Regions from separate parts of the Homo sapiens genome. Here region 2 is linked to region 1. Evidence: chromatin contacts called from ENCODE Hi-C data. All regions are on one chromosome and are shown on one strand. The core of a region is the stretch at or near the end of the contact, and the rest is flanking DNA. Distances in the headings are between cores, read along the strand shown.

Region 1 (3,578 bases), core at 441-2,940:
GCGTCTTCCTAATTGTCACTGGTGTACCTTTTTTCACCTTGTGACTGTCTGGGACATCTCTGTCCATTGGAGCTTATGATCTCTGATAAGTCTTCTAATTACCAGTGTTCCATTCTGATACATATGTCAAGTGAAGAGACCTCACTTTATTTTTAAACCTCTTAAGGGTTGAAGTAGGATTTGGTATATCAGGAAACAACGGAACTAATTCTAAAACTATACCTTTATAATTATATTGAACTGAAATATAATATTGTTTGTAGAATGGAATTGGTATAAAGTGAATTTGGTTTTTTACCACATTTAATATTATGTATCCATCAGCTTTTTTGGGTTGCAATCATAAACAGAGACAAGATTTACTGGAGAGCTTTTGGAGCTCACAGAATCAACAGGAGCCTAGAGAATAGGAGGGAAGCAAGGGAGCTTTGGAAGCAATGGAAACTGTTATCATTCATGTATTCATTCAGTAAGCATTTAGTGAGCATTTACTATGTGCCAGTATTTTAACCAGTTTTCTACTGGCAGGCATCCAATTTGTTGCTGTTATAAACAGTGCAATCTAATGAATAAAATTTAAAAAAATCATTTTCTAGAGATGTATTTTTTTTTCCACGAATTATTTACTAAGCTTACTGGCATACTGTTTTTCATTTGAGGGGAATTTGAGGACAGGTCTTTGTATATGATCTTGAACTCTATAATGCTAAACTTCATTGCCTTGAGTGATACATTGACTTCTGCAAATGAGTCATTAAGACAAAATATTTATTTATTTATTTATTTATTTATTTATTTATTTATTTATTTATTGAGATGGAGTCTCACTTTGTTGCCCAGGCTGGAGTGCAGTGGTGTGATCTCAGCTCACTGCAACCTCCACCTCCCGGGTTCAAGTGATTCTCATGCTTCAGCCTCCCACGTAGCTGGGATTACAGGCGTGCACTACCACGCCCAGCTAATGTTTTGTATTTTTGGTAGAGACAGAGTTTCACCATGTTGGCCAGGCTGGCCTAGAACTCTTGACCTCAGACGATCTACCTGCCTCGGCCCCCCAGAGTGCTGGGATTACAGGCATGAGCTACCGTGCCTGGTCTATTGTTTATGGAAATGTCCCATAGTTAATTTTTTTTCTTAAGCAGCTAAAATATGAACTTTGATGTGCTTATGAAGGCTTTTTTGGTAAACACCTGCCTATTTTGCTGTTGAAATGCCTAAAAGATTACTGTAAGAGAGGCTGATTGATAGCATAAATGGGGAGTCTTTTCCTCCTTTACCAATCAATGCTACCTGCTTGGAAACTAATAAGCCTGTTACGCATCAAGAGCCTTATAAGTGTGACTTAGGCAAAGCTGGTGAGTAGACAGTTACTGTGGGTCATTTTCCTTGACAACACAGAGACCACTGAAGCTAACAGGAAGACGTTCTGGTGCTGATACAGAGAGGAAAGTCAACATAAAAACGCTCTCAGTGATGTGCACATTCCATCCCTGTTCGGTGTCCTCCTTGTGCTACACGCAGATAGCTGAGGTGTCATGGCTTAGGTGCTGCAAGGTGACTGTATTAAGCCCAGACACCCTCGCTCTCATGACAGCCCCCGAGTATGATACTGAGAGTGTGAAAGGGAAAGTGTATTTTTCTATGACCTGTGGTTTCTTCTGGCCTCACAAAGCTTTAGGCTTGTTTGTGTTTGACTTTTTGCTGTTTTTGCACTTTCAGAGCACTGTTTGTGGTTTGGAGGTGAAACTTTTCTTTAAAGTTCTTGTTAACATTTAGTTTGGCACAAAGTTTGCAAATAGGCGTGAAAAACATAGCACCATTTTCACTGTGAAGGAGGCTAAGTGGTTTCAGCAGCTTTTATTTATTTTTTTTTTTAATTTTTATTTCCATAGGTTACTGGGAAACAGGTGCCGTTTGGTTACATGAATAAGTTCTTTAGCGCTGATTTCTGAGATTTTGGTGCACCTATCATCCGAGCAGTACGCACTGCACCCAATTTGTAGGTTTGTTTGTTTTTCACTGAGTCTCGCTCTGTCAACCAGGCTGGAGTGCAGTGGCACGATCTCGGCTCACTGCAACCTCCGTCTCCCGGGTTCAAGCGATTCTCCTGCCTCAACCTCCCAAATAGCTGGGATTACAGGTGCTTGCTACCATGCCCGGCTAATTTTTGTATTTTTAGTGGAGATGGGGTTTCACCGTGTTGGGCAGGCTGGTCTTGAACTCCTGACCTCACCTCGGCCTCCCAAAGTGCTGGGATTACAGGCGTGAGCCACCGTGCCTGGCCTAATTTGTAGTATTTTATCCCTCATCCCCTTCCCACCCCTTGCCCTTTATCCCCCAAAGTCCATTGTGTTATTCTTATGCCTTTGCATCCTCATAGCTTAGCTCCCACTTATGAGTGAGAACATATGATGTTTGGTTTTCCATTCCTGAGTTACTTCACTTAGAATAATAGTCTCCAGTCTCATCCAGGTTGCTGCAAATGCCATTAATTCATCCTTTTTTATGGTTGAGTAGTATTGCATTGTATATATATATATATGTATATATATATTATATATGTATGTATATATATATGTATATATCACAGTTTCTTTATCCACTTGTTGATTGATGGGCATTTGGGTTGGTTCCACATTTTTGCAATTGTGAATTGTGCTGCTATAAACATGCGTGTGCAAGTATCTTTTTCGTATAATGACTGTTTTCCTCTGATAGATACCCAGTGGTGGGATTGCTGGATCAAATGGTAGTTCCACTTTTAGTTCTTTAAGGAATCTCCACACTGTTTTCCACAGTGGCTGTATAGTTTACATTCCCACCAGCAGTGTAGAAGCGTTCCCTGTTCACCGCATCCATGCCAACATCTATTATTTTTCAATTGTTTTTATTATGGCCATTCTTGCAGGATTGTGGTATCACATTGTGGTATCGCATTGTGGTTTTGATTTGCATTTCCCTGATAATTAGTGATGTTAAGCATTTTTTCATATGTTTGTTGGCCATTTGTATATCTTCTTCTGAGAATTGTCTGTTCATGTCCTTTAGCCCACTTTTTGATGGGATTGTTTGTTTTTTTCTTCCTAATTTGTTTGAGTTCATTATAGATTCTGGATATTAGTCCTTTGCAGATGTATAGATTGTGAAGATTTTCTCCCACTCTGTTGATTGCCTGTTTACTCTGCTGACTATTCCTTTTGCCGTGCAAAAGCTCTTTGTTTAATTAAGTCCCAGCTATTTATTTTTGTTTTTATTGCATTTGCTTTTGGGTTCTTGGTCATGAAATCTTTGCCTAAGCCAATGTCTAGAAGGGTTTTTCTTTTTCTTTTTTTTTTTTTTGGAGACAGAGTCTCGCTCTGTCGTCCAGGCTGGAGTGCAGTGGCGCAATCTCAGCTCACTGCAAGCTCCGCCTCCCGGGTTCACACCATTCTCCGGCCTCAGCCTCCCGAGTAGCTGGGACTATAGGCGCCCACCACCGTGCCCGGCTAATTTTTTGTATTTTTAGTAGAGACGGGGTTTCACCATGTTAGCCAGGACGGTCTCGATCTCCTGACCTCGTGATCCGCCCATCTTGGCCT
Region 2 (3,281 bases), core at 433-2,932, 710 kb before region 1:
CCACTTGTTGATGATGTATAATCCTTTTACTTTTTTAAATTTAATTTTTATTTAGTATTATTATTATTTTTGAGACAGAGTCTCGCTCTGTCTTCCAGGCTGGAGTACAGTGGCACGATCTCAGGTCACTGCAACCTCCGCCTCCCGGGGTCAAGTGATTCTCCTGCCTCAGCCTCCCGAGTAGTTGGGATTGCAGGTGCGTGCCCCCATGCCTGGTTAATTTTCGTATTTTTAGTAGTGACAGGTTTCACCATGTTGGCCAGGCTGGTCTCGAACTCCTGACCTCAAGTAATCTGCCTCCCTTAGCCTCCCAAAGTGCTGGGATTACAGGTGTGAGTCACTGTGCGCAGCCAGTATAACCCTTTTAATATACTGCTGAATTTAGTTTGCTAGTATTTTGTTGAGGACTTTTGCATCAATATTTATAAGAAATATTAGTCTATGGTTATCTTTTTCTGCTGTGTCTTTGTCTGGCTTTGGTATCAGGAATGCTGGCCTCATCTCATAATGAGTTAGGAAGTGTTCCCACCTCTTGAAATTTCTAGAAGTTTAAGAAGGATTGATGTCAATTCTTTAAATGTTTGGTAGAATTCACCACTGAAGCCATGTGGTCCAGGTTGGAGATTTTAGACCATTGGTTCAATCTCCTTACTAGCTATAGATCTATTAAGATTTTCTATTTCTTCATGATTCAGTCTTGGTAGGCTGTTTCTAATATCTTTTCATTTCATCTAGGTTATCCAATTGGTTTGCATACAATTGTTCGTAGCACTATTTTATAATCCTTTTCATTTCTGTATTTATTGGATCATTTTTCTTCCAACCAGTACATCTCATATTATTAAAGGACAGTCGTCTGCAGCCATGACTTACTGAGGGTTCCCTTGTGCTGCACCATGGGCTGTCGCCTGCTGCCATGCGTCCACGTGTGCAAGGCCACACCACGCCCGAACCCTGCTGGGCTTATGCTCTCAGCTACACTCTCCTTTCCACACACACACAGAGGACCCCAGGAATGATCAGATGTGGGGACTGGAAACAACCAGGGAGAGCACTGAACACAGTGTTTTCCACCATGTGCTTTGCAGCCTCTTAGAGAGCTGGAAAATCCATTTAAGTGGGTCACAGCCAGCATTCCAAAAACTGAAACAGAACAGAAATGATCTGAGCACACTGTAAGTATTGTTTTGTAAAACCTCTGCCTTAATTGCATTATAGGAGGCTTTTGTGTTGTGATATAAAATGTATTTCTTACTGTTCTTCATGGCAAGATACAGATTGAAGGCCTCCGAATGAAGCCAGTTATCCCTCATTTTAGATGGGGGGAAACTGAGGACAGAGGGCATATTCCTCTCTAGGCACCTCGGTCAGTCTGCGGTAAAGCAAGACTACTGCTGGGTATTCTGATTCTACCCAAGGGCTAACCTCCCAGTGAATGAATGTATTTTATGGCCTCAAATAGTTGGAAATCTATTTTTCCCCTGTTCCACAGTGAGAATTTCAAAGAAGAGGTGAAATTGATCTTTGGATATTCAGCAACACCTTTGCCTTCTGATAAAATCAATTTTCCCTGTTTTCTCCCTTTTTTCATGCAGCCTCTCCACCATCCTGATATTTTATCACTACCGTCCTTTCCACTCTAGATGGCAGTCACAGCCTGGATGTGAGGCCAGTACCCCTGGCTGTCAGAGACTGCACCTCCCCCTTTCTTCCTCCTGGGGAATCCATCATCAGACTTCTCAGATTCAAGATCCCCCAACTCTGCTCAATCTAGGGCACGTCCCTTAAGAGAAAAGACAAATCATCTAGGAAGGTCTGCTGGAAGAAAAGGAAGGGAATCCTTTCTATTTCTGGGACAATGCAATGGGCTAGCGGGGAAAAGCAATATGAGGTGCCTCTCCCAGCTTGGTGCTGGGGTTAGTGAGCAATCGGACTTCAAGAGGAATCAGCCTGGGAATGAGAAAGTTCCAGGCAGCAGGAAAATGTGGAACCACACAAGATCCAGGCAGGCATCATCCTGATTTCAGCACCAGTTGCCTCGTCTCACATGTGAGAAGAAGTCAGAGCTCAGAGGGGATTTTCTGTGACCTTCACCCAAGGTCACAGAGCTGCTGGGGCTTTGCCAAGAGCCAGACCCCAGCCTGGTGAGCCTCCCCAACAGGGGCCACCCAGAGTTATGATCATTAAGATAATTTTTAATCTTCTTCTCTTTTTTTTTTTCAGAACAAACCACACCAACTTTCAAGGACTAAGCAAAAAATAAACCAACAGATTTTACTATTAGATTATTAATGCTAATACCTTATATATTTAAAAGATTACTATAAATTTGTTGATAAAAATGTTCATACATTTTATTTAAAATTATTATTTTAGCCACCATAGAAACCATGTTCAAATGAATTACTCTGGGAGTCTATAGATGCCCAGAACATTACTGCCTTTAGCATCAGTTTACATGATCAGAGGATGTTTTGTAATTGCAAAGGTAATACATGAATACATTCTTACCATAAAAGTTTTACTGCACAGATCAGTGTTCCTTTGTCCTTACTTCCTTCCCAGGCACAGCTGTCAGTTTGCTGTGGGTCCTTCCTGACCTTTCTCTACAGATCAGTTTGTAACTCGGACGTCAGTCTCACTAATTGAGTCGTGCTTGCCTTTGCACCAAAATTGTATCATTTGGTTTGATCACCCATATAATGAACAAGACTTAACTCTAAATGGATTTTGGCTGGTACCAAAAATCAAATCTATCCCCAAGAGCAAAACTATTTGCTCTTTGCAAAGGAAGATTTGCCATTGTGGAGAAGCTTTTAAAAAATTTCCCTTGATTAAAAAAACAAACAAACAAATAAAAACAACCCAGTCAGGTGCAGTGGCTCAGGCCTGTAATCCTAGCACTTTGGGAGGCTGAAGTGGGAAGATCGTTTGAGGCAAGGAGTTCAAGACCAGCCTGGGCAACACAGTGAGATCTTGTCTCTACAAAAAATTTAAAAATTAGCCAGGCATGGTTGCGCGTGCCTATAGTCACAGCTACGCAGGAGGCTGAGGCAGGGGGATCAGTTGAGCCTAAATGTTCGAGGCTGCAGTGAGTTATGATCATGCCACTATACTCCAGCCTGCGCAACAAAGTGAGATCTTGTCACTTAAAAATAACCCCAAAACCTGAAGGTAATTCCCAAACATTCTGAGCAGTGCCAACATCAGTAGAAGGACTATTTGAGACACTGTCACTTTAAAGATAAGCATTGACTCTTCCAAAGCTCTGCCCACTGTGG

Evidence for each region. A loop is a pair of places that touch in the nucleus more often than their neighbours do. Pooled maps may share reads with other maps.
Region 2: a pooled map shows a loop between it and region 1 (3-fold over the local background). The contact joins two enhancer-like sites. A Hi-C loop is called at or near these places in 4 of 168 maps with a recorded cell type or tissue (PC-9, endothelial cell of umbilical vein, mammary epithelial cell and 1 more) and 7 of 50 pooled maps.

What each region holds. Positions count from the first base shown.
Region 1 is chr18:12,919,408-12,922,985 of GRCh38, reverse strand. No RefSeq gene overlaps it. Among named protein-coding and RNA genes, the nearest start is that of SEH1L, 27 kb to the left of the region's middle. Within about 2 kb of position 1,690, at least 3 of the 41 ENCODE cell types and tissues checked have a DNase peak (open chromatin) inside an H3K27ac peak, as active enhancers do.
Region 2 is chr18:13,628,717-13,631,997 of GRCh38, reverse strand. All of the region lies in intron 5 of LDLRAD4 (low density lipoprotein receptor class A domain containing 4), which reads right to left. Among named protein-coding and RNA genes, the nearest start is that of MIR4526, 19 kb to the right of the region's middle. Within about 2 kb of position 1,682, at least 5 of the 41 ENCODE cell types and tissues checked have a DNase peak (open chromatin) inside an H3K27ac peak, as active enhancers do.